Regions from separate parts of the Mus musculus genome. Here regions 1, 2, 3 and 5 are each linked to region 4. A link is a loop called in an ENCODE intact Hi-C map of the cell type or tissue named here. Cell type or tissue: heart. All regions are shown on one strand.

Region 1 (5,000 bases), 62 kb before region 4:
ACCATGTGGTTGTGGGATTTGAATTCAGGACCTCAAGAAAAAGAAAAAAACAAACAAACAAACCAAAAACCAAAAAAAAAAAAAAAAAAAAAAGAAATATGATGAACTCAGGACCTCTGGAAGAGCAGTCAGTGCTCTTAACCGCTGAGCCATCTCACCACCCCCAGGAAATGAATTCTTAATTGTGTTTGGAATATTCCCAGCCCCAAGTCCCAGCTTGTCCCCCATTTCCTGGGCCACTCACTGAGTCCTTTTGGAGGCATTACGGGGCTTGGCCCTACTCAGTCCCATTTCCTCCCGTCATTTGTTTGGGTGCTAGCCCTGTGCTGGTTCTAGGCTTGCTTTTGCCAAGTGTTTGTTACTATGAGCCACAATTGAGTAGACAGGACTGCTGCTATAACCAAAGATACAGATGCCCAGGCCCTGTGCACGCCAGGCCCTGTTGGCCATGCAGAAGTCACCAGTGGCTGGGATTCAAAACCAGGCTGGCTGAGATGGCTTAGCAGGTCAAGGTGCCTGTCACCAAGCCTGATGACCAGGTTTGACTCCTGGCACCCACATGGTGGAAGGAGAGAAACAATTGCCACAAGTTTCCTCTGACCCACACACAGATTTACACACAGACATACACTGACTGACTGACAGACATACACACTGAATGAATGTATAAGTGAATAGAAACCAAATAACATTTCTAGAACATTCTTTTTTTTTTAAGATTTATTTTATTATTATATCTAAGTACACTGTAGCTGTCTTCAGACACACCAGAAGAGGGCATCAGGTCTCATTATGGGTGGTTGTGAGCCACCATGTGGTTGCTGGGATTTGAACTCATAACCTTTGGAAGAGCAGTCAGTGCTCTTACCTGCTGAGCCATTTCTCCAGCCCCTAGAACATTCTTATATGGCCTAGAACATTCATCTGTTTGCCTCTGCCTCCTTCCTGGGCTGGCTGGACTTAGAGAGAGGGCTTCTCATTCGAATGTTTTCACTATCGGGTTATACACAACCTAACTTCAGGCTTTCCTTTTGCCTTGAAAACCAGGAGGCTCACTCTTCTGAAAACCAATCCTCAGTGTTCTCACTGCAGTGCAGAGTCTGAACCTCCGAGAGGAATAACGTTTCTTAAACAGACACAGCTAAGCCCACACTTAAGAGCAACCCTAAGGAAGCTCATGCCTGTAATCTCAGTGTTTGGGAGGCTGAGGCAGGAGGACTGGTGTGATTTCAAGGTCAGCTTGGACCACATAGCTAGTTCTGGGCTATATAGTATAATTCTGTCTCAAAAAACCAACCAAACATGCACACACACACACCTGAGTTGGGAGGGGCTATGCTCTCGTCTTAGACTCAGCCAAAAGCTAGCCTGTCCACTTCCTACCTGCGTGACCTTGGGTAAGTCACTTTAGCCCCCCCCCTCGCCCCCCAAGCGTTTTCATGGTGTAAGCTTTCTTGTGAAGAGTATGCTGATATTAGTAAGCATTACCTGGGTGGGCCTGGTGCAGCCTGTGCTTAACATAGATGAGGCTTGGGAGATGGTCCCTAACAACCTCTACTTTGGGGCTGGTAAGATGGCTGAATGGGTAAAAGTACTTGCAATCAAGATTAATGACTTGAGTTCGATCCCTGGGACCCATTCAGTGGACAGAAAGAATGGGCAGGTTGGTCTCTGACCTCCATATAGGAACTATGGAATGTTCATTCATTCACATTCTTATTTTCTGTAGTTTAAAAAAAAAATCGCTGTGCGGTGGTGGTACATGCCTTTAATCCCAGCACGTGGGAGGCAGAGGCAGGCAGATTTCTGAGTTCGAGGCCAGCCTGGTCTACAAAGTGAATTCCAGGACAGCCAGGACGACACACAGAGAAACCCTGTCTCGAAAAACCAAAATAAAAATAAATAAATAAATAAATAAGTCCCGGGCTGGAGAGACAGCTCAGCGTTTAAGAGCACTGACTGCTCTTCCAGAGGTCCTGAGTTCAATTCCCAGCAAACACATGGTGGCTCACAACCATCTGTAATGGGATCTGATGCCCTCTTCTGCTGTGTCTGAAGAGAGCGAAAGTGTATTCATATACATAAAATAAATAAACCTTTTTTGTTGTTGTTGTTTTAAAATCCCATTTCCTCCCCACAAAGGCAGTGATTCAGCCACAACCACTCTCCAACCCTCCTGATAAGGTCAGCCCACCGCAATGGAGGAGGTCTAGAACAGTACATAGGCCCCTGAGGATGCTTCCCAGATGTGCCTTCTAATGATGGACAAAGCTGGGAACATCAACCCAGGAAAGAAGAGAGAAGTGCAAGTGCTCTGGGACATCTGCCATCCAGCAATTAAGGGACACAGTCCCAGTGCTGGGGCCCTCTGCTGGGGCCAGAATCAGAAACACCAGTCTGGCCACAGACTTCTTCCTCTTATGACGCAATCTCCCTTCCCAGCCAGCAACTCAGCAAAATCTCAGTGGTGAGTAGTAAAGGCAGTCTGGGGACTCCCCTGGTCCAGGCATTGCTCCAGAGAGGTCTAAGGCCATCCCTTCCACATTGCTCACACCGCAGAAAAACATACTTCAAGGTCCCGTGACCCTAAGTCTCTCTAGGAAGCAGGTTTCCTTTTGGCACCCCTACCCAGTCCTCGGCCATTTGCCCAGCCTCTCCTGCAACCACACAAAAGCTCAGGACGAGCAACCCCATCCCTTGGACCACTCTCACTGCTCTAAGAGCTTTTACCTCGGCCCCAATCATTTAGCCCAACTTACCTGCTAATCTAGAAGAGGGCTGTTTCCTCTGCCTAAAGGTATGGGGTCAGAGCCCCCTCACCTCCCCTTTTGGCCTCAAGTTCTTCTCAAGGCTTTATCTAAAAATCTGCAGTCAGAAGAGAGAAGAGTTTGACCTTTTGCAGCTGGCTACCAGGGCAGGGGGTGGGAGATTACACTGAGTGGTTCTGAATAACCTATAGCAAGGAGTGGAGTGCCAGTTCAAATAGGGAAAAGGTACACGAAGGAAAGAGGTTACATTAAAGTCACGGTGAGCAGTTGGCGGGGCCAGAGCTATAAGCACGATGCACATTATTTATTAGGTCGGAGATGGAACAGATCTCACATGGTTCCCAGACCAGCCCGGGACCAGCACTGAAACACGAGGTTTGGATTGCATTAGGAGGTGGGACAGCGAGCACCTGACCAGGGTGGGTTGGGATGAGCCCCAAGCCTGGCGAAAAAGCGGTGGGTTGCGTTTTTAACTCCAAAGCTAACTCGATCCTGGCCTAGGACTGAGTGGAGAGCCGTCAGGCTAAGGTGTGGCTGGACTGGTGCAGCAGAAAGCAACAGGCAAAGACGGCTGTGGAGCCCTACAGGGATCTGGTCTCAGCAGTGATGGGGAACTCTGAAGACCCAAGAACCCTACAACCCCACCTTGCACCTCCCGTACCTCCTTTCACATACCTTGTAGGCGTTGTTCCGGAGCCGACTCAAGTAACACGTGAGCCTGAATCACATGACCGTCCAGCTAGCACAGGCCGCAGGAAACTCTGGGAGTTGTAGTTTTTAAGTCAGTGTCACCATCGGACCACACCAGCTTCTCAACCCAACAATAGTTCTGAGCCAGCCTAGCTTTCTGCCAACCCGTTTATCCAGTTATTTTTAGACTTGGTCCCTTGGCCAAATTAAACACTGTTCCTTCCTCCTGGAAAGAGCGTTAAGAGGTTTGGCATCTTTGTCCTCAGGAGCCACGGGCCAAAGCTATTTGGCCTCATTATGTTTGTTCCTGCATTCATTGCCACAGCAAGTGACCCCAGAGTTTCTTTGACTGAGGAGTGTGAGGGACCTTTGAACAAGAGAGAGAGAGAGAGAAAGAGTCAGTTTGAGCATTCATTAATCCCTGGCTACAACCTCAAGGCTAGATTTCGGAAATGTTTGAGGCGGTTCAGGCTCTCGACTTATTGAATGAAGGTGAATTGCCTAGAGCTTTGGCTTCTGGGCTGTATGCCGTTTATAAAGGAAGTCCTTTTCTGCCTCTTTATTTGTGGTTCTAGAACTTGAATCTGAGCCCCAGGAAGGAGCGATATCTTTCAATTATATTCACAGTCTAGTTTAATTATTATTTTTTCTTTTCTTTCTTTCTTTTTTCTCTTTTAAAAGATTTATTTATTTATTATGTATACAGCGTTCTGCCTGTATCCTACAGGGCAGAAGAGTGCACCAGATCTCATTACTGATGGTTGTGAGCCATGTGGTTGCTGGGAATTGAACTCAGGACCTCCGGAACAGCAGACAGTTCTCTTAACCTCTGAGCCATCTCTCCAGCACCAGTTTTTCCTTTTACATTTACTTACGTGTGTCTGTGCATTCACAGTATGCACGGGGAGTCCACAGGGCAACTCTCACGAGTTGCTTCCCTCCTTTCATCCTGTGGCTTCTGGGGATTGAGTTCAGGTCTTCAGGGTTGGTAACAAGTGCCTTTACACGTTGAGCCTCTCAATGGGTCTACCTCTCATTTGAAAAAGTTGGGTATGGGACACATGCCTGTAAACCCAGCATTCAACAGACTGAGGCAGGAGAGCAGTGAGCTTGAAGCTAGCTTGGGTTCCACAATAAAATCCTGGCTCAGGAAGCAATGCTACCTCCCCACCCCACCGGCCCAAGATGAAAAAGGAGGCGATGTTACTGAGATTAGCAGAGCCAAGTACAGACATAAGAAATAATATAGAGCCGGGCGTGGTGGCGCACACCTTTAATACCAGCACTCAGGAGGCAGAGGCAGGCGGATTTCTGAGTTCAAGGCCAGCCTGGTGTACAAAGTGAGCTCCTGGACAGACAGGGCTATATAGAGAAACCCTGTCTCGAAAAACCAAAAAAAAAAAAAAAAAAAAAAAAAAAAAAGAGAGAAATAATATAGAGATCTGTGTGTCAGTTTGCCTCAACACACGAGTTCACAGAACTTTGGTACAACATCATACAACCAGAATATTGACATTGACACAATCTGTTAATAATATTCAT
Region 2 (5,000 bases), 150 kb before region 4:
ATCAAGGGACCCTGCATGAAAAGACTTAAAAACATAACAAAATAAAAGAGGGGGAAATGTTAAGGCAGGTGCACATTCCTGCAACACTAGCACTCAAGAGAGTTCCAGAGCAGGCAGAGATCATTTTTTTCCTTTGTGGGGGATAGGGGCAAGTTTAGTCTATAAAATTAGGGGCGTAGGGACAGAGAAACCATTCAACAGGTAAAAGTGATTGCTTTGAAAACATGAGTATCTAAGTCTGAATTTCAGTACCTGCATGACTATAACCCTGCAATTTAAGAGTGGAAACAGGACGCTCGCTGGGATTGCTGGCTGCCAGGCTAGCTCTAGGTTAAAGGAAGAGAAAGATGAAGCAGGGTAAGATAGCCTAATCCTCTGAATGCATGCATGTACACTATGCAAGCATATACACACTACATCCACACCAAAACCTAGAGACAATGCCTCGAAAAAGTAATACAAGTGTTTTTATTTGTTCATTTATGTTATTTGTTATTATGTATCTAATTAGGAAAGATGAAAAGTGGCATTTAAAGCTATCTCTGGGCTAGGGGATATAGCTAACCTACTTTCTTAACAAACTTTAAAACCTGTGCTACAAAATGTGAAAGTCATCATCCTTCTACATAGGAGTTTCCAGTCCAGCCTGGAATACAGGTGACTCTTGACTCCAAAACAAAGGATTCTTTTGTGATTTTCCTAATTTTTTGCTGAAATTAGGACCAGGACCTTGTACTGTCATAGTAAATAAGTAAGCTCTTCATGGATGTCAATGGGGTATGTGTCATACCAAGTAGCAAGTTTTAAGGATGCTAAATTTTAATATCTACATAGAAATGACAATAGGATCTAAGATTAAAAACATGTTTGATGATAATAAATCGGTCTATTAGAACACTGATATTTTTCGGTTTTAAATTTATCTTATGTGATTGTTAGATGTTTTGGGCATCATGTGTATGCCTAATACCACTGGAGGTCAGAAGAGGATGCTGGCTGCCCGAGAACTTGTGTTATGGATGGTTGTTAGCTGCTGCGTGGATGCTGGGAACTGAGCCCAGGTCCTCTGAAAGAGCAGCAAGCAGTCTTTAACTGCTACACCATCACTAGAAACAGGAAACTCCAAGATTTAAGACTGTCAATAACTGAAATGAAGAACTGCTTATTTGTCTTACCTGCCCATGCCATGCATAGTGCAAAATAATGGCAGAGTTAGGATGGTTTCCAAGGAAAATTGGCATCAAAGTAGAGATGAGTTCATGGCGTAGGGTGTGCCAGGAAGTGTTGATTTGAAGTAAGGCCAATACCAACATGTCTGGACAGTGTTTGATAGGGAAGCTGAAGAGTTGTTTCACTTGCTCATACTGCCCAACCTCTGCAAGCCTCAGCAGAGATTCAATCAAATCCAAGCTTTTCCTAAGAAAAACGAAGAGGAAATGCTTGAGATCACTGACAATATTAACTATATCTTTAAAAATCCCTTGTTTTCCCTGAATACTGGGCACTAAATCCATGTCCTTAAAAGCACTTTGATAATGAGCTATATCTCTAGCCTTCAAATTCACTCCAGACGAGGTGACATCCACTACAGAATTTAACTACCCACATCACATTTCTACCAAGCCTTGGTATTAGAGAATATTCTTAAGTGGCTGCTGTGGATTTTTAAAACTACATGCTTCAGGGGCTACAGCAAGGGAGGAAAACACTTGCCTAAATGTGTAAAGTCCTTGGTTTCAGAATGCATTGGGTATGTTGGAAGGGGGCATGCTGCTATGCCTATAGATTAATTTTAAAAGAAATGAAACTAACAACCAATAAGTAATTTGAATAATCATTGGTTCTTTACTACCAAGATTTTTATGAATGGAATGAAAAAACAAATGAGATTTCACAAAAGCTAAATATCCTAAATAAATATATTAATAAGACATACTTCATATGATAAAGTTCTATCAAAAATACAACCCTAACACTTACTATCATAATGGAAAGATTTCAGTATGATGCAACTGTCAAGTCCATAACAAACTAATTAGAATCTGGATGGCTTAAATTAGATCTAATAATCTAACTCTACATTTAGTCCATGAAGAAAATAGAAAGACATGGACTGTTCTAGAAAACAAATGATGCATCAATGGCAAAAAATAACTTGAGAGAACTTAATACAACTAAAAAATGTGTTTAGCCTGTGTCTGCATTCTGTCACTGAAATGCATATAAAAATACCTACTAAGCCAAATAGATCTAAATGTGGAAAATACCTAAATATCAGCCTCACAAAAACAAAAATTTAACTAGTGACAATAACTAAAAAAATAATTTTTATTCAACATTCTTTATAAAAAACTTTATTAAATCACTTCATTAAAAATAAAATTTCCAAGCTGGAAAGATGATACATAGGTTGAGGGCACTTAACCTCTGGCTATTCTTCCAAAGATCATGAGTTTAATTCTTAGTCACCACAGGGTGGATCACAATCATCTATATTGAGATCTGGTGCCCTCTTCTGATTTGTAGGCATATATGCAGGCAGACCACTATATATAATAAACTTTAAAAATAAATTAATTTTCTTTGACAGTGTTACATGCTCAGTATGAGCTTTTGTATTTCAAAAGTGCAGGAATTTTTACCATGTGGCAATTTCTCGATTGTCATCCTCTGGTGGTGCTTTCAAAATATCAGTGGCAACAGTGTGACAGGGGTAGTCAGCAAAACAGAAGACCTCTGGGTTTATCAGGGAATGCTGGATGAAGGAGAGCTGGAAAAGAAGACAAAGTCCTTAAGTGCCACAAAAATATGAACCACTTTCATGAAGCTCATCTCAAGGTTGTTAGATAAATGTCCTTCAAAAACAAGGCAGTAGGGAGCAGGGAATATCTGCCCTTTGAAAACCAGGGAATTCAGAAAGGTGGAACAGAACAGTATGATGGCCTTGGGAGATAGACATCATCAAATTAGAAAAGTTTGGCTACTACACCTTAAAGAACTCTGATCAGTTCTAAAACTGTGAAAATACAAATATAAACCAGATGACATGCAACGCTTCCCTGACCTGTGCAAAATAAATTAAATATAATATTGCAATCAATAGGTAAATTGCCCTAAGATTTTTTTTTTTCTTGATTCTATAGCTAAGCATCATTCTATTCTTACCTGGCCTTCTGCATGTTTCCAAGGCCTATATATAAAATCTACTGGAAACACTTCCATGCCCAGACCCCTTTGAATGCCATAAACCACATTGTGAAGTCCTTTGCTGTCACGAATCTGAAATCCAGGATGGTCCAGTTCATAAGTTACTTCCTTGAAATTCAAACTCGGGTTCTATAAAGATGAAAACATTTCAAAGTTAAAGGAACAAATATGGGCAAATATTCGTGCGTTGGCCAGGTCAAAATAATTTTGAAATTCAATCAGAGTATTCTATTTAGAATATCCATCAATACCGAAGATGCACAACAGATTTCAACAATCTTCTTTGTGAGGTTTTTTTCGTGTCTTTTCATTTTTTTCCCAGACTGGATTTTTTTTTTTTTTGGAGACAGGGTTTCTCTGTATAGCCCCGGCTGTCCTGGACCTCACTCTGTAGACCAGGCTGGCCTCGAACTCAGAAATCTGCCTGCCTCTGCCTCCCGAGTGCTGGGATTAAAGGCGTGCACCACCACGCCCGGCTGGATCCCATGTTATGTAAAAAATTTAAGCCTGACAGCCTATAACTCACTATTTGATCAGGCTGGCCTTGAACTCAGAAATCAGCCTGTCTCCTCCCCTAAGTGTTGGGGTTAAAGGTGTTTACCATTGTGGCCTGTTTCTTATAAAGTCTGGATGCATGTACCTCAAAAAAATTTTGTTTTTTTTTTTAAATCTGCATCTAACATTATTGATGCATTATCTGCTTCCAAACTGAAGCACAATGAAAGAGGAGTAAAATGCCACAGGCCTACTTCTGGTAAGGTTGCCAATTTCTCAAAAGCCTTTCCAAAGGTTTGTACCACTGCACTATGTATGTGTTACAAATTTAGTGTGATTACAAGTCTACATGAAGCCGGGCTGTGGTGGCGCACACCTTTAATCCCAGCACTCGGGAGGCAGAGGCAGACAGATTTCTGAGTTTGAGGCCAACCTGGTCTACAAAGTGAGTTCCAGGACAGCCAGAGCTGTACAGAGAAACCTTGTCTCGAAAAACAACAACAACAAAAAATTAGCTGGGCATAACAGCATCTTTATTATTTTAGCATTTAGTAGAATGACAAGGAAAAAAAAATCAAGAGCTCCCACTCCGCCCGTGCTACAGTGGGACCGTCTCAATATAATAATACCACTATAGTCTAAAGTTATAATAGATTAAAATGTACACATTTTAGTGGAGCTGGAGACTGAACCTAGGGCCTTATTCATGGTAGATGTCAGTGAATTATACATCATAAGTTCTGTTAAAAATCTTTTAAAATAAAGATTTTCTTTTCTGTGAGTACTTTGCTTGCATGTATGTATCATGTACATGTACAGTTTCCATAAAGGTCAGAAGAAGGCACCCAATACTCTTAAACTTGAGTTACAGACAGTTATGAGCCATCACATAAGTGCTGGGAACCAAATGGAGGTCTTCTAAAAGAACAGCAAGTCCTCTAAATCTCTAAGCCATCTCTCTAGCTCATCTTCAAAATAAAATATCTAAAAAGTCTAACAAGCCAGGTATGGTGGTGCTAATCTGTGTAAGCACAACACCCCAGAGGCAGAGCAAGACATCTTTGTGAGTTCCAGGCCAGCCTGGTCTGTACACAAGTTCAAGGATAGCCAGGGCTACCACAAAGAGATTCCTGTCTAATATTTAATAAAAATAAAAAAGAGGGGGAAGAATTAACCAAAAACAGAAGTCTAATAATAAAGTATACATACTTATAACCTGAGCCTTCACAATACAAGTGCACTACTGCTAAACTATATCCACAGTCATACTTATTTTTTCACACTGTAATTTTCCTATG
Region 3 (5,000 bases), 310 kb before region 4:
AGCATAAAAATTGTATGTGTGGTGGTTTTAATATGCTTGGCTCAGGGAGTGGCACGACTAGGAGGTGTGGCCTTTTGGAGCAGGTGTAGCCTTATTGGAGGAAGTGTGTCACTGTGGAGATAGGCTTGGCGACCCTCTCCTCCTAGCTGCCTGGAAGCCAGTCGTCTCCTGTTTGCCTTTGGAACAAGATGTAGAACTCTCAGTTCTTCCGGCACCATGCCTGCCTGGATGCTGCCATGCATCCTGCCTTGATGATAATGGACTGAACCTCTGAACCTGTAAGGCAACCCCAATTAAATGTCCTTTATAAGAGTTGCCTTGGTCGTGGTGTCTGTCCTCAGCATTAACACCTAACTAAGACAGACAATATGGATCGTTTTATATGTATAATTCCGTGTTATTAAGCATGTATCAGTACCTTTTGTTTGTGACAAAAATATTTAACAGGAGCAACTTAAGGGCATGGGGATCATTTCGGCTCACAGCTTCCAGAGGGTTTCAGCTCCTCGAGGAAGGAAAGGCAAGAGACAGGAACGTGGAGGCAGGAGTGTGACGTGGGAGTGATGGTTTTGTACCTGTGTAAAGATGTGTTTCTGTTGTCCTTGCCTGCCTTAAGGTACCTACTGATGGGTTAAAGTAAAAAGTCTATAGCCTGCATCAAAAGGCAGAATCATAAGGTGGGACTTCTGGACCAAGTGGGAAGTGGGGTGGGGGTGGGGGAATGATTCAGCCAGCAGAATTCGCAGGAAGTCAGACATTTGAACCTGGAAAGAGGCAACTACCCAGCCTTGTGGCAGAAATTAGATTATAAACGGGATAACTGAGATACAAGCTAGTGAGAAACAAGGCCTAGCAATGGCCTAGGCATTCATAAATAAATATAAGTCTCCCATTATTCAGAGTAAAGGCGGACATAGAAAGTCTCACCTCGACAGTGTGAATAGGAAGCCAGTCTGGAAGCAAAAGATGGCCAGAGAGTGTGGCAGGGCTATTAATTCTCAAAGGCCTACTCTCCAGTGATCTAATTGTAAAGTTAGACTCCACCACTTAAACGCTCCACAGCTTTCAAGATAGTCTCAAGGCTGCAGACCAAGCACTGAAAGCACGGGTCTGTAGGAGCATTCCACAGCGAAGCCATGATAATGACTGCGCATGCGCCACCTGATGTTTTGCACCTCTCACTTTCAGAACCCATCTCTTACAAAATTAAAGGCATCCGGACATAGTGGCTCACACCTATAGCCCCAGCATTTGGGAGGTGGAGGAAGATTAGGAGTTCAGAATGATATAATTAGCTGTGTGCAGAGTTTGAGGCCAGTCTTGGGCTATATAAGACCATGCCACAAACAAACAAAGAAAACTCTGAAGTTGCACCCATTAAAGACTCCCTACTCTTTATCTTCTTAGTCCCTGATAGCCAATATTTTTATTTTATTTTATTTTAGTTGTTTAAGACAGGGTCTTGTTACATAGCCATGTCGGTCTTGAGTTCTTCCTGCTTCAGCCTCCATCATGCCTGTGTCTACTATTTATATTTTTGTGAATGCCAACCACACTGTCCTCCATAGAACTGAGCCACTTTCTCTCTCTCTCTCTCTCTCTCTCTCTTTCTTTCTTTCTTTCTTTCTTTCTTTTAACCTTGCCATCAGCCTACAGGGTTCAATTTCTTTCTGGCTTCTACTGTGTTGCAATTTATCAAGGAAAGATACACGCATTTGGAAGCTGCATTGCATACACTAGCAAGATTTCGCTGAAAGGACCCAGATATAGCTCTCTCTTGTGAGACTATGCCGGGGCCTAGCAAACACAGAAGTGGATGATCACAGTCAGCTATTGGATGGGTCACACAGCCCCCAATGGAGGAGCTAGAGAAATAACCCAAGGAGCTAAAGGGAACTGCAACCCTATAGGTGGAACAACAATATGAACTAACCAGTACCCGGGAGCTCTTGTCTTTAGCTGCATATGTATCAAAAGATGGCCTTGTCGGCCATCACTGCAAAGAGAGGCCCATTGGACTTGCAAACTTTATATGCCCCAGTACAGGGGAACGCCAGGGCCAAAAAGGGGGAGTGGGTGGGTAGGGGATTGGGGGGTGGGTATGGGGGACCTTTGGGATAGCATTGAAAATGTAAACGAGGAAAATACCTAATTTAAAAAAAAAAACATTAAAAAAAAAAGATACATGTAATATATTTCTTACCTGTAGGTGGCAGTATTTTAACACTCCGCATCATCATTAAAAGTTTTGGTTTTTTTTTTTTTAAATCATCATGCAAAATTATAAAACGCTTTATTATTTAAAAATGTCAAGTACACACAAAGGTGGGAGTGTCACAAGGGACCCCACTGTCTCCAGCGGCCACTTCAACCTTTGCTACCCTAACCAGGCTTGTATCATTAGTTTACTCTCCCTTCCATTCTCATCTGGATTATTTGAAGCAAATCTCCAACTACTACAAAACTAAAACAGAAAAAGTCATGAAGTCACTTGTAAAGCGCCTAAGAAATTCTAGTGGCATTCATGGGACTCTGACGAACCAAAGGACAGATAACAAGCAAACAAAAAGCAATCGCCATGCTACACAGATGAAAGCCATAGCATTCTGTATGCTTATTTGGTAACCCTGCAGGTTTTTATAGACAGCGTGTACACAGATAATAGAAAATGTGTCGCTTCAGTTTCTTTAAGTGATTGCTAAGTCAGAGAAGCAGCAGGCCGAATGACAAATGACTGCAGAGATGACACATATTCAGGGTTAAAGGCATAAAAGCAAGTTAGAAGTTTCTGCAAAGTGAGCAACTGGGTATAGAAAGGGAACGGGAGAAAGCCAGGCGAGTGGAAAATTACTGACTTGTTAGAACAAAGCCGTGACAGCTGCTGGCTCTAAAATTAGGAACAGAGGCGAGTTTTCAGAGCACCCCCAAACAAGTCACAAAGGCTCGGTTCACCCAGCACCTTCCAGAGCGATGTTAACCCTCAGAGTATGCAGCAAGCTCCCCACGGGTGTGTCTGTCTGCTGTGCCTCACTTGTCGCTGCCTGCTGAGTGCTGGCAGGGCTAGACCTCTCTGAAGATACTGCCCTTGAGTGACAGCTTACTGAAAATCAAGACCAAGAGGATTGTGTCTCTCGAGCTGTTGGTGTTTTCTGTGCTTTCATGGGGCCTTTGTTTCCATAGCTGTTTCTGGTCACCATCCCAACTATGGCAGCCAACCATCACACCTCAATCGTACCACAAGGACCATGAGCTTTCAAGCAGCTGGGTGGCTTTTTTTTTTAAACTGTCTGATTCAGAAATTTAACCAAATACAGGAAGAGAGCAGAAAAGAGAAAACAAGAAATGTGTGTGTGTGTGTGTGTGTGTGTGTGTAATGTATTTATTTATTCTATGTAAGTACACTGTAGCTGTCTTCAGACACTCCAGAAGAGGGCATCCGATCTCATTATGGATGGTTGTGAGCCCTGTGGTTGCTGGGATTTGAACTCAGGACCTCCGGAAGAATACTCAGTGCTCTTAACCACCGAGCCATCTCTCCAGCCCTGGAAGAAACATTTAGAAGGAACCTTACATAATTTTCTGTACCCAGGGCACATTTGTCTTTGGGATGAATAGAGGGTGGCTGAAGGAGTCCATCAGTATCTTGGTACACAGTATCTTGGTACACAGTATCTTGGTGCATAGCATCTTGGTACATAGTATCTTTGTATACAGTATCTTGGTACACAGTATCTTTGTATACAGTATCTTGGTACACAGTATCTTGATACACAGTATCTTGGTACACAGTATCTTGGTACACAGTATCTTGGTACACAGTATCTTGGTACACAGTATCTTGGTACACAGTATCTTGGTGCATAGTATCTTGGTATACTGTATCTACTTAGCATCCCATTGGGACATCAACTACATCACAAGGCACTAAGACAAATTCAGGGATTCATTTGGTCACTGACTAGCTCATAGGTTTAGAGTTGTTCTTGATTCCTTCCAAGTTAGAGATTTTAAAGTGATGTCTCAAAGTCCTGCTTCATCCCCTCATCCAGACAGCCAGGGTAATGCTGCTACAGATGCCTCTCATCTTCCAATGGGTGTGTGTCCTGCAAATCTTTTGTGAGTTGAACACGATTTTAATGTGCCTACTCTACTGGACGCCACAGCTTAGTAATGTGGCATAGCAGCCTATCAGTCAACTGGGAGCTGCCCCTCCCTGTTAAGCCCTAGCACTGCAAGAGAAGGCCACTGGCCCAGGAGAAATTTCAAATTCAAAATATGGTTCCCAGTTAATATATAACACTCATAAAATTGTGAGGTCAAAAATGTACAAGTCATCTGAGGGTGGTTCTGTAAGACTCTGACGAGTCTCAGCTTACTGGAGCCCCTCCATGTGAGCAACATTGAGCCTGGGCTCAATGCAAAAGCAAGAGGAACTTATTGTTCCAGCGCGGGGGTGGGGGTGGGGGTCCATCCCAACCTGAAGGAGAGGCGGTGACCTTGGGAAGCCTGTTTAGACAGTTTTTATACAGCTTTCAGGGGTAGACTAGAACAACAGCCACTAGGCACAATGTGATTATCAGAACAGTGTGACTTTTAAACTGATTGGTCCTTAGGGAATAAAGTAGCAAGGGGTGTGCTCTATGACCCTTCTCTTCCAGGAGGGTCTGGTGGAATTTTCCAAAGTTCCTGAGCTGACCTCTTCAGTTCTCACCATCAATACTTAAAAATGGAGACAGGAAGGATGCAAGTTCAAGTTCAGCCACGTAGCCAGCTCCAGGCCAACCTGGGCTTCAAAGTGGGACCCCTGTCTCAGAAATTCCCCAAACCGCCAAATCATTCAGGAACTAGGAATTTGGAATGTTTGTACCTAGAATATTAGCTTCCAAGCAGACAGAATTATCCTGGCACTATAGACTTCTCATTAACTGCTACATGGTAATCCTGATATGGAGATAGTTGCTGCAAGAAAAATAGATAAATTTGTGGGTTTCATCCACTTT
Region 4 (5,000 bases):
GCCATTGCTGTTTTGATTGTGAAGATTCTGTAGTTCTGGTTAGCTGGGGCTGAAGAATCAGCTGTGATTAACAAGATACCAGAACTACTAAAGCAAAAACTTTGCATTACTGGGACTATTGATGCTGGTTAGCTGGAGCTAAGAAATTAGCGGTGATTAAGAAGAGACCAGCATCATTGAGGTGACATCTTCTGGGAAGTGTTTTCTGAAAGCACAAAGAGGCTGTGTTCCAGAGATAGCCAAGGTTGCACTCCTGCTGCAGCGGGACTTGGTAATATGTAAGGGTCACCCAGGTGGTATTGGTTTTGAAGGCATGAAGGAGTTGAGCAGAGCAGCTGAGGCTTGGCACTGTGAGAGGCCATGGAAGGCCATTGGTGAAAGTGCAGCCTCAGTTGCAATTGATGGCCCAGGACTGAAGGGGTCATGCAGTGTTTTGGAGATGCCAGTACCATGAGATGACCACCAAGAGCAGCAGCAGCAGTGGAGTAGAGGCATCTGGAGCCTAGAGGATGACGCGTGTGCTACAAAGGGCATGGCTGGAGAAGTGACCCAAGCCCTTGGAGGAGCCCAGAAGATCGTGAGTTGGATCCCAGACATTGGACGGTTGGAGATTGATTTTTGCTTTTGATTGTGACTGTGCCCTGATATTTTCCCTCTTGAAGGAAGAAACTGTTTTAGTGATGCCCACAGTTAAGAGACTTTTAATTTAAAAAGACTTTGGATTTTTAAAAGAGATGGATATTTTAAAGAGATTGAAATTTTAAGAATATGTAAAGACTGTGGGACATTTAAAGTTATTTAGACCTTGGGGATGAATAAGAATGTAAGGGTTGAGGCTTACTAGTGATGTGTTTGTGTGTCAAGTTGACAAGGGGTCAGTTGTATTGGCTAGTTTTGTGTCAACTTGACACAGCTGGAGTTATCACAGAGAAAGGAGCTTCAGTTGAGGAAATGCCTCCATGAGATCCAACTGTAAGGCATTTTCTCAATTAGTGATCAAGGGGGCAAGGCCCCTTGTGGGTGGGACCATCTCTGGGCTGGTTGTCTTGGGTTCTATAAGAGAGCAGGCTGAGCAAGCCAGTAAAGAACATCCCTCCATGGCCTCTGCATCAGCTCCTGCTTTCTGACCTGCTTGAGTTCCAGTCCTGCATTCTTTGGTGATCAACAGCAGTATGGAAATGTAAGCCGAATAAACCCTTTCCTCCCCAACTTGCTTCTTGGTCATGATGTTTGTGCAGGAATACAAACCCTGACTAAGACAGGGCACATGGGTTCTACCCTGCCCCTTGGCACTCTGATTGACACAGGAAAGTGTTGCTTAATGTACAGTACCCCCCACCCCTCCCCCATGGCTTTCCCTTTCTGTGATGCCTGGGGTTGAACCGAGGCCTCACACGTGGTTGGCTAGGCTCTGCTACAATTCTATGCCCAATCACACATTTTATTCTGAGGCAGGGTCTCACTGTGCAGGCTGGTTTTGAACTTGTGAACTTCCTGCCTCAGTCTCCCAGTGTGGGTGGGACTACAGGTGTGTGCCATCACATCCGGTTACTCCTGTGTTTAGATTATGAGAAAGGATGCAGAGGCAGAGCCAGTGTGAGCCTTGGCACTTGGCAGTGCTTAGCCCTTTCTCAGTGAGGGCGGCCTGGGTGTGGTGTGTGTATGTGCTTGAGATAGTGACTCTCGGAACTGAGGTTGTAGCTCAGCGTTGGAGCAGCTGCTAAGAATGCACAAAACTCAGGGTTGGATTCTCAGCACCAAAACAGGGAGAGCCATACTTGTATACCTGTGTATTATAGGGGCTGGAGAAGCTTGCTGCTTGCTGCTCTTGAAGAGGACAGGAATTCTGCTCTCAGTATCCACGTTAGTCTGGTCGCAATCTTCTATAACCCCAGCCCTAGGGAACCTGATGCCTTTCTCTGGCCTCCATAGACATCTTGCACTCATACCCACATAATTAAAAATAAATCTTAAAGAAGTATTACGATTAACAGGATTTCTAAGTGAATGGGGATAGGAATGAGTACAGTTTTAGTAGGTGAAGAGGGCTAGCTCCATTAGGAGCCACTCTCAGCGCCAAATGCCACTCCTATCCGCAGGAGGTTGGTCTTAGGGATTCTTTTTTTTTTAAATTTTATTTTTTATTAGGTATTTTCTTCATTTACATTTCCAATGCTATCCCAAAAGTCCCCCATACCCCCCCATTCCCCTACCCACCCACTCCCACTTCTTGGCCCTGGCGTTCCCCTGTACTGAGGCAGATAAAATTTGCATGTCCAATGGGCCTCTCTTTCCAGTGATGACCGACTAGGCCATCTTCTGATACATATGCAGCTAGAGACACGAGCTCCAGGGGGTACTGGTTAGTTCATATTGTTGTTCCACCTATAGGGTTGCAGACCCCTTTAGCTCCTTGGGTATTTTCTCTAGCTCCTCCATTGGGGGCCCTGTGATCCATCCAATAGCTGACTGTGAGCATCCACTTCTGTGTTTGCTAGGCCCCAGCATAGCCTCACAGGAGACAGCTATATCTGGGTCCTTTCAGCAGAATCTTGCTAGCGTGTGCAATGGTGTCACCGTTTGGAGGCTGATTATGGGATGGACTTAGGGATTCTTCTATCTTTCCTTAAACTTGCTACATGCTTGGTTTGTAGCATCTGTAGGCAGAGGCTGCCATCTGGTGGTCATGTTTCAGATCGCGCCCCATAGGACTACTGAGTTTTCCATAGGCTGTGGTGTCTGCGAGGTCCTGTAGCCCAGGTTAGCTTCCAACACTGTATGTCTTAAATTGCTAGTGGTGATAGTTGCATAAATTTGTGAATAAGCTAAAACATTTAAATTGTCCATGATTATTATTCTCGCTAATATCATTTGTGGTACCGGAGAGTGAACCTAAGTGCATTACCATCAAAGTGCATTACCATCAAAGTGCACTACCACAGAGCTATCTCCAGATTGAACTGTGAACTTTATTTATTTTTTACTAACATGGTGTTTTTATTAATTATTTTGGAATTTCTTACAATGCACCCTGATCACACTCACTTCCCATTCCTCCCAGGTCCACCCAACCTTGTGTCCACCCCCTCCCATCCTCCTCCCCCAGCCCAAATACACAAAGTCCAATTTGTGTTGCCCATAAACTTATTGGAGTATGGCCAAACTCCCAGTGGTCAGCCCTTAAAGAAAATGAATCCTCCCCCCAGCCCCCACCCTTGTCAGAAGCCATCAACTCTGAGGAGCATCTTTATCACAATTTTTTTTTCTAAAGATTTATTTTATGTATGTGAGTACACTGTAGCTGTCTTCAGACACACCAGAAGAGGGCATCAGATCCCTTTACAGATGGTTGTGAGCCATTATGTGGTTGCTGGGAATTAAACTTAGGACCTTTGGAAGAACAGTCAGTGTTCTTAACCACTGAGCCATCTCCCCAGACCCCTTTATCACAATTTTTAAGGACTTCTTTTTCTAGCTTCCTGTCTGGACTGTTTCTTTTTGGGGGTGGGGTGGGGTGTGAGAGATTGTCACAGAAGCCTTCGATGTCTCTCATTCCCAATTATAAGTCTGCAGTCACTGATACTCCTGCAGGGAATACGTTTCCTTGTCTAAAATAGCTGGTGGCTGCTCGGATCATGAACAGCAAAACGGCCTCCAATGGCAGCGCGGGCCACGGAAGTCTTCGGAGGAGGCTTAATCCAGCAAATAGACAGCTCTTCATCTTGGATAGCTTGTTGCTCAGAGTCAGATTGACAGCATGGTTTAGAGGTAGTTCCTGCTGTAGCTCCAGGCTGCTGTCTGCCACCCTCCTTTCAGCAACTGCTGCCCTGCCAGTGCTCCGGGCACAGCCGTATCACAGTTCACAGGACAGCACCTCCCACCCCTAGCATGGCAAACAGCGCAAGCGGCTGCAGCAGAGATGGCTCAGTGTGGTAGGCGGAGTCTGCCAGGTGGCAACTGAGCAAGGCGGGCCCATTGGTAGCCTGAGCCTTCTGGCAGCCCGAGGAACAGTCCTACTCACAAGACATGCTCCTTTGCCTGCCGAGGCCATGCTTCCAAACCTGTCACCGCTAGTTCAGCTTCTCTCCTCCATCTATCCCAACGCCCCCAATTCCGTGAAACCATTTTTAATAAGCATCTTCCCTAAAAGTTTTAGAAGACCTAATAGAAGACCTAAGTTTTAAGTTGTGCCAGAGATTCTTCCAGCTCTGCACACTCATCCCCCAGCACTGCAGCTCGCAAAGTCTCTGTGTGTGTCCCAGGCGCCTCAGATTGGTCCCACAGACGCTGGGTCCCTGCGGCCGCCGCAATCTTGAATCAGTTGAACTGTGAACTTTATGTGAGAAAACTGTGTATTTGAATCACAGCTCAGTAAGACTCGTATTAAAATAGATAAGATTGACTTCCAAACCTTTTTGTGTATTTAATTTTAGTAATTTCTTAAGTTTATATCGCATACATTCTGTATAAACCTTTATTTATGGGTTATTATTAATTTATTTGTTTATTTATTTTATTTTATTTTATTTTTTTTTTTAAAGATTTATTTATTTATTATATGTAAGTACACTGTAGCTGTCTTCAGACACTCCAGAAGAGGGCGCCAGATCTTGTTAGGGATGGTTGTGAGCCACCATGTGGTTGCTGGGAATTGAACTCAGGACCTTCAGAAGAACAGTCGGGTGCTCTTATCTGTTGAGCCATCTCACCAGCCCCTATTTATTTTATTGTTTGTCTCTCTACATAACCATGGCTGTCTGGGAACTCACTAAGTAGGCTATACTGGCCTTGAACTCACAGAGATCTCTGCCTTTGCCTTTTAAGTGCTGAAGGTGTGCACCACCATTCCACCATTTCTGGTTTTATATATATATATATATATATATATATATATATATATATATATATATATATATAAAATTTTGTCTAGCTTTGTGGCTCAGACTGTTCTTGAACTCACAATCTTTGTGCTTTAGCCCTCCCTGAGTACTGGGGTTACA
Region 5 (5,000 bases), 200 kb before region 4:
CAGTAGAAGGTTAGCACTCAAGCCCATGGAGTCTGGGACCAGAGAAGGGAAGGGGGACCATCTGAGTATTTGCACATCCGGAAGGGAGCCTGAGGCTCCTCCAGGAACAAGGACTAAACCAGCTTTCGGTCCCCATCCTTCCTGGAACATCCCCCAGGTAACAGTGATGAGACTCAGCCTATGCACCCCACCCCCCTCCCCCACGATTCCAATGGCTCCTGTATGCCTCCTGGACCTCCGGTTTCCCTCTTTCCAACATACAACTCCCAGGATGCAAACTGCTCTCCCTCACTTTGGTGCCCTCCCACCCCCTACTAAATACTTTAGCCTCTGGGGCTTGCACCTCCTCAGGACAGCAACTAGGATATCCTTCCACCCTGCCAGCCTTTCAGGGAGAGGTAGAGCAAAGAGAGGTACACGTAGGCAGGGAGGACCAACCAGAACGCCATGCTAGGCCCCATGAGCTCTTGGAGCTTGGTAGACATCTGTGAAGCCAGGAAACGGTTGTGTCCTTGTCCTTGGGCTTCAAGGGAACTACGCCAGGCATCCCAGGAGTCAGAGGGGCTTTGGGAGGTTGTGCAGGCCTCCTCAGTCTGGAAGAGTGAGGGGTAAGGGCACTAGCCTAGGACGTGGCCTCCGTGGGCCTGAGCCACACAGCCTGGGCTGCAGAAGAGGGAGAGTGAGAATTCCCAGACAGCTTCCTTGCTGCTGTTTGGATGGGTTGCAGCAGCGGGCTTCCCCAGGCTAGCCCTCTCTGGTCTGTCTGTCCCATCTCGGCCCATCTCGGTGCCCTGGGCCTGGTCCACTCTTCACCGTGTTCTGTGTCTCCCCCACCCTTGCCCTCTCTGGCTGTCTTCTCTCTCAGTTGCACACTTGAAGGACCGAAGGCTGAGTGGAGGAGCAGGTAGTCCATGGCCTATGGCCTATAGCCCATGGCCTGTCTGCTGATGCATGGACACCCCGCCCCTCCCTGCCCCGCCCTAACCCGCCCCGCTCCTCTGCAGTGCTGCAGCTGCACTATGTCTTGCTGTGGTGTGGAACCTTCTTGTGTTATGCTCAGCTCAAAGCCCCGGAGGATCCCTGCTCTTCCACAGACCCTGGTCTGCTGAGGGCTCCGTCCCGTGTGGGACCTGACACACTGGCTGGTCTCAGAGCAGCCGTCTTGTTTCTAGGTTGCCGTGGGCTGTGGGGCTTCCAGAGCTTTGGGAGTTAGAAGCAGAGCCTGCAAACACAACAGTGCTAGGTTTGCCTTGCAGACATTGTCTGCCCCCTGCCCAGCCTCTAGGTGGACTGGCCTTACCTACAGTAGTAGAAGCAAGATTCAGGCAGTCTGTGGCTGATTGCCTTCACAGAAGCAATCCTGCCCCCCCTCCACCCACGCTACCCCACCCCTGTCACTTTTTGGATGCAGGTCTAGTTGGCCACAGAGCGTCTCTCTATCCCAGGTCAGGGTGCCTATAAGCACCTGCCCTGCTCTGACCATACATAGCTCTGGGTAGCTGCTGGGACCTAGGCACCTGCTGGCTGTAGCCCATTAGCCTGGCCTGCTCACCGTTGCTGACTGGTCCTGCATGCCTTGGCCTGGTATAGCCAGTGCCAGAATCCTCTGCGTGTGGCAAGACTGGGTGTCACTGGCCGCTTTGCTTGTGTTGTTTTTTTTTTCCCACCGGCCGGTACCCACCTTGCCTGTCCTCAGGACCCTCTGTTCTTGTCCATAGTGCCCTCAGCCAGCATGACCCGCCTCGCACGCTCACGTACCGCGTCCCTCACCAGCGCCAGTTCCGTGGACGGCAGCCGCCCTCAGCCCTGCGCCCACTCAGACAGCAGTGAGGGGATGGGCCAGGTCAACCACACCATGGAGGTGTCCTGCTGAAGCCCTCGTCCTGCCCATGATGCCCGCTTACCTGCCCCCAGGTCCCACTGCCATCTCTGCACCGGCTCATCTTCCCTTTAGTTTTATTTTTGTGAGAGTGAAGGGGAGGAAATGGGGTTACTTCTCTTTTATTTAAAAAGAAATGAGGGGATCCACCTTGGGACAGCACAGCACAACAGTCTTAGATGGTGTGAGGGGCTCGCCTTACACACTCCTGTCTCACTCAGTGTGGCCCCTCCCCTCTGCCCAGCTGGGGCGTGGCCAGGATAGTTAGATACAGTACTGAAGAAAGCCCAGCCCAGCCCCTGGATCTGGCAGATGTGAGGTTTGAAGATGGTGGGTAGTGAGCTAAAGCTCTGATGTGAGTGGGAGTCAGACCAGTGGGCAGCCTTGGACCTTAAGAGTGTCCCTTTCCTGTAACCCTTGCATCAAGCACACCTATTCTAATAGTAGAAGTGACAGTCATGAGGATGGTAGCCACAAGAGGGCGCTCTAGACAGACAGCCATTTTCCTGGTGCTCTCTGGGCAGGACAGGTGGTGTAAGGCCAGCCAGGCTGAAGAATATGGAGAACCCTGACATGGGGGCAGGAACCCCCATACCCTGCCACCACAGGGCCTTGTCCCACCCTGAGGCAAAGGTCACCTGGTCTCTTGTCCCTGTTGGCAGAGGTTAAAATGTTGATTGCTGTGTATGCTGTGTGTAGCCCCTGAGAACTTCATGATTACCCATCCCTTTGGAAGCTGGCAGGTACTGTAGGTCCCTCTTGTCCCAGATTTCACCAAGTATTTGTCACAGTGCCCTGGTCAACTTGGGCCAGTGTGTCACAGACAATACTTGAGAAGTGAGCTTGTTAGAAAGACACAGATGGGAAGATACAATGACCTCTGCTTGCTGGAGGGGCTGGAGATTGCCTGGCCCTTGGGTGGGAAATGGGCCATCCTCAAACAAAGGTTCCATGCCTCCTACAGCCCACAACTATGCCCGCCATCTCACCAAGTAGGCGCTCACAGCCTGGCCATTGGTTTCATCTGCTCTCATCCCCAGAGAGGAGAGAAAGCACTAAGTGTGTATATGGGGAGTGGGGATGATGTATGTGGTATTGTATGGGTGTTCTGAGGCAAGAGGACACCCACATCCATTTATCTGTGGCACATGCCGCCCCTTTCTGTAACTGTAAGCCATTTCTAGACTGCTCTGGAGTCCAGTGGAGTGTTTCCTATCCCCGGTTCAGTTCACTCACGTGCTTCCGTGAATACTGAATGTGACTGTTTAGAGGTGGTAGAACTAATCCCTTACTGTAGATAGCACTCCAAGTATTGGACATCTTTTTGCTGTGTTCTTAAGATATCTATAAATACCTATACATTATATATATATATATATGTATGTATATCAGGTCCTCCTTCCTGTATGTGGTTTCCCATTGGTAGTTGTCTTCTCTTTGGTCAAGATGAACTTTTAATGGAGTTCATTATTTTCCTCTCTGTACAAAGTTAAGAGCCTAATTTTGTGTATTCTGTTTGGTGGCTGATAAAGAGACTTTGAGATTACAAAATGCAAAACAAAAATCCTTGATATAGAAAGTTAACTGTGCAGAAAAACTAATAAAGAAATTAAGTCTACGTGTGTCGTGTTTCCTATCACAGGGAAGGCTCAACTGTTTAGGCTGCCTGGCTGCCCCAGGGCGCTGATAGTTGGAGGATAGTGCCTGTTAGACACATTTGGTTGGGGGAGGGTTGAGCAATCTTTCTGTAGCCCAGGCTGGTCTTGAATACTCAGCAATCCTACTTCAGCGTCATGGGTGTTAGAATTATGTAGGCCACCCTGCTTAATTTTTTTTTTCCTCTTAGGGTGATAAGAGATTGAACCAGGGTGTTTATACATGATGGTCAAGGTTCTACCAAGCGGCTATATACTCTGACTGAGATATAATTTTACCAGTCCTGATACTAACTCTATTTCACAGCTGAGCAGAAAGTTTAGCCAGCAAGAAAGACCGCTTCAAAGCAAGGGCACAACACTATTTGCTTGGTTTTAGTTGTTTTGGGACATGGTGTCACTCTGTTGTCTGGCTTGCCAGAAACTCCCAGTAAACCACAAACCCCCCTCAACCTTCCAGGTACTGAAACTAAACTACTGAATTCTCCATGTTACCGTTTGTGCTATCATTCATTCACCTTATATTACTTCCAGCGTCTCTCTCTGTCTCTCTCTGTCTTCTCTCTCTGTCTCTCTCTTCTCTCTCTTTTCTCTTCTCTCTCCTCTCTGTCTCTGTCTCTCGTCTGTCTGTCTGTCTCGTGCGTATGTGTGTGTGTAATGTGGAAACCCTTAAGGCCACTTCAAACCCAGGTGTAAACGGACTAATCAATCAGTCAGTGAAATGATGGTTAATCACTAACCATCAGTCGGTCACTACGGCATACTAGCCCAGCCTCCACAGAGGAAGAAACTGTTTTGTCCCTGCACGCCGCTCTCCGGGACACGGCCAGAACTAGGGTGGAGGCCGGTGCGCACGCGCACGCGCGATTCCTAAACCGGAGCGGTTTAGTAGAAACGCCCAGCTCCGCCCCGGAAGCGCAGTGAGGACCCGGCTGCTCGCAGCATGGCGGCCCCCGCCAAGCGCGCGCGGGTAAGTGGCGGGTCGCCCCTCGTCGCGCCCTGTCCCTCCCCGAGAGCTGCCCGCGCGCCCCTGCCGCTCCCTGCGGGGTCCAGCGGCGGCGAGCCCGAGGGCGACGCGGTGGCCGGCTTCCTGCGCTGGTGCAGGCGAGTGGGGCTGGAGCTGAGTCCTAAGGTGACGGTGAGCCGGCAGGGCACGGTGGCCGGCTATGGCATGGTGGCGCGGGAGAGCGTGCGGGCCGGGGAGCTCCTTTTCGCAGTGCCGCGGTCCGCGCTTCTGTCCCCCCACACCTGTTCCATCAGCGGCCTGCTGGAGCGAGGTGGGTAAGGAAGGGGCAGGGGGACCAGCTCGGAGGCTGGCAAGGGAGTGGCGCTTGGACGTTCACCTGGTGTCTTCCCTAGAGCGAGGCGCGCTGCAGAGCCTGTCTGGGTGGGTGCCGCTGCTGCTGGCGCTGCTCCACGAGCTCCAGGCCCCAGCATCACCCTGGAGCCCTTACTTCGCGCTCTGG

Evidence for each region. Peaks named below come from ENCODE experiments on the same cell type or tissue, not always from the same donor. Only the 100,000 strongest peaks of a DNase experiment are listed, where the experiment ranks them.
Region 1: a loop joins it to region 4, with 3 times the contacts of the local background. A loop is called at or near these places in 5 of 42 quality-filtered maps.
Region 2: it touches region 4 in a loop (3-fold over the local background); 8 of 42 quality-filtered maps call a loop at or near these places.
Region 3: a loop joins it to region 4, with 9 times the contacts of the local background. A loop is called at or near these places in 22 of 42 quality-filtered maps.
Region 5: a loop joins it to region 4, with 4 times the contacts of the local background. A loop is called at or near these places in 8 of 42 quality-filtered maps.

Annotation. Positions count from the first base shown.
Region 1 is chr8:95,850,043-95,855,042 of GRCm38, forward strand. Slc38a7 (solute carrier family 38, member 7) reads right to left here and starts at 3,449. Exons shown (of 12, transcript NM_172758.4): 1 at 3,430-3,449; 2 at 2,760-2,865. In heart, a CTCF peak has its summit at 2,375 (motif pointing left); DNase peaks (open chromatin) are centred at 2,439 and 3,519; H3K4me3 peaks cover 1,335 bases; H3K27ac peaks cover 1,399 bases.
Region 2 is chr8:95,761,815-95,766,814 of GRCm38, forward strand. Cnot1 (CCR4-NOT transcription complex, subunit 1) reads right to left here. Exons shown (of 49, transcript NM_001372353.1): 11 at 3,166-3,336; 12 at 2,643-2,770; 13 at 1,176-1,416. Among named protein-coding and RNA genes, the nearest start is that of Gm26265, 7.2 kb to the left of the region's middle. In heart, a CTCF peak has its summit at 2,519 (motif pointing left); no DNase peak of the experiment used is centred here.
Region 3 is chr8:95,604,475-95,609,474 of GRCm38, forward strand. It overlaps the pseudogene Gm31518. Among named protein-coding and RNA genes, the nearest start is that of Gins3, 27 kb to the right of the region's middle. In heart, a CTCF peak has its summit at 2,229 (motif pointing right); no DNase peak of the experiment used is centred here; H3K27ac peaks cover 1,026 bases.
Region 4 is chr8:95,912,416-95,917,415 of GRCm38, forward strand. No RefSeq gene overlaps it. Among named protein-coding and RNA genes, the nearest start is that of Gm51586, 13 kb to the left of the region's middle. In heart, a CTCF peak has its summit at 2,680 (motif pointing left); a DNase peak (open chromatin) is centred at 2,686; H3K4me3 peaks cover 857 bases; H3K27ac peaks cover 297 bases.
Region 5 is chr8:95,711,460-95,716,459 of GRCm38, forward strand. Ndrg4 (N-myc downstream regulated gene 4) reads left to right here. Exons shown (of 17, transcript NM_001372423.1): 16 at 866-904; 17 at 1,719-3,497. The coding sequence ends at 1,873. Setd6 (SET domain containing 6) reads left to right here and starts at 4,454. Exons shown (of 7, transcript NM_001035123.4): 1 at 4,454-4,811; 2 at 4,894-5,000. The coding sequence starts at 4,478. In heart, a CTCF peak has its summit at 2,343 (motif pointing right); DNase peaks (open chromatin) are centred at 1,812, 2,192 and 4,422; H3K4me3 peaks cover 1,469 bases; H3K27ac peaks cover 1,422 bases.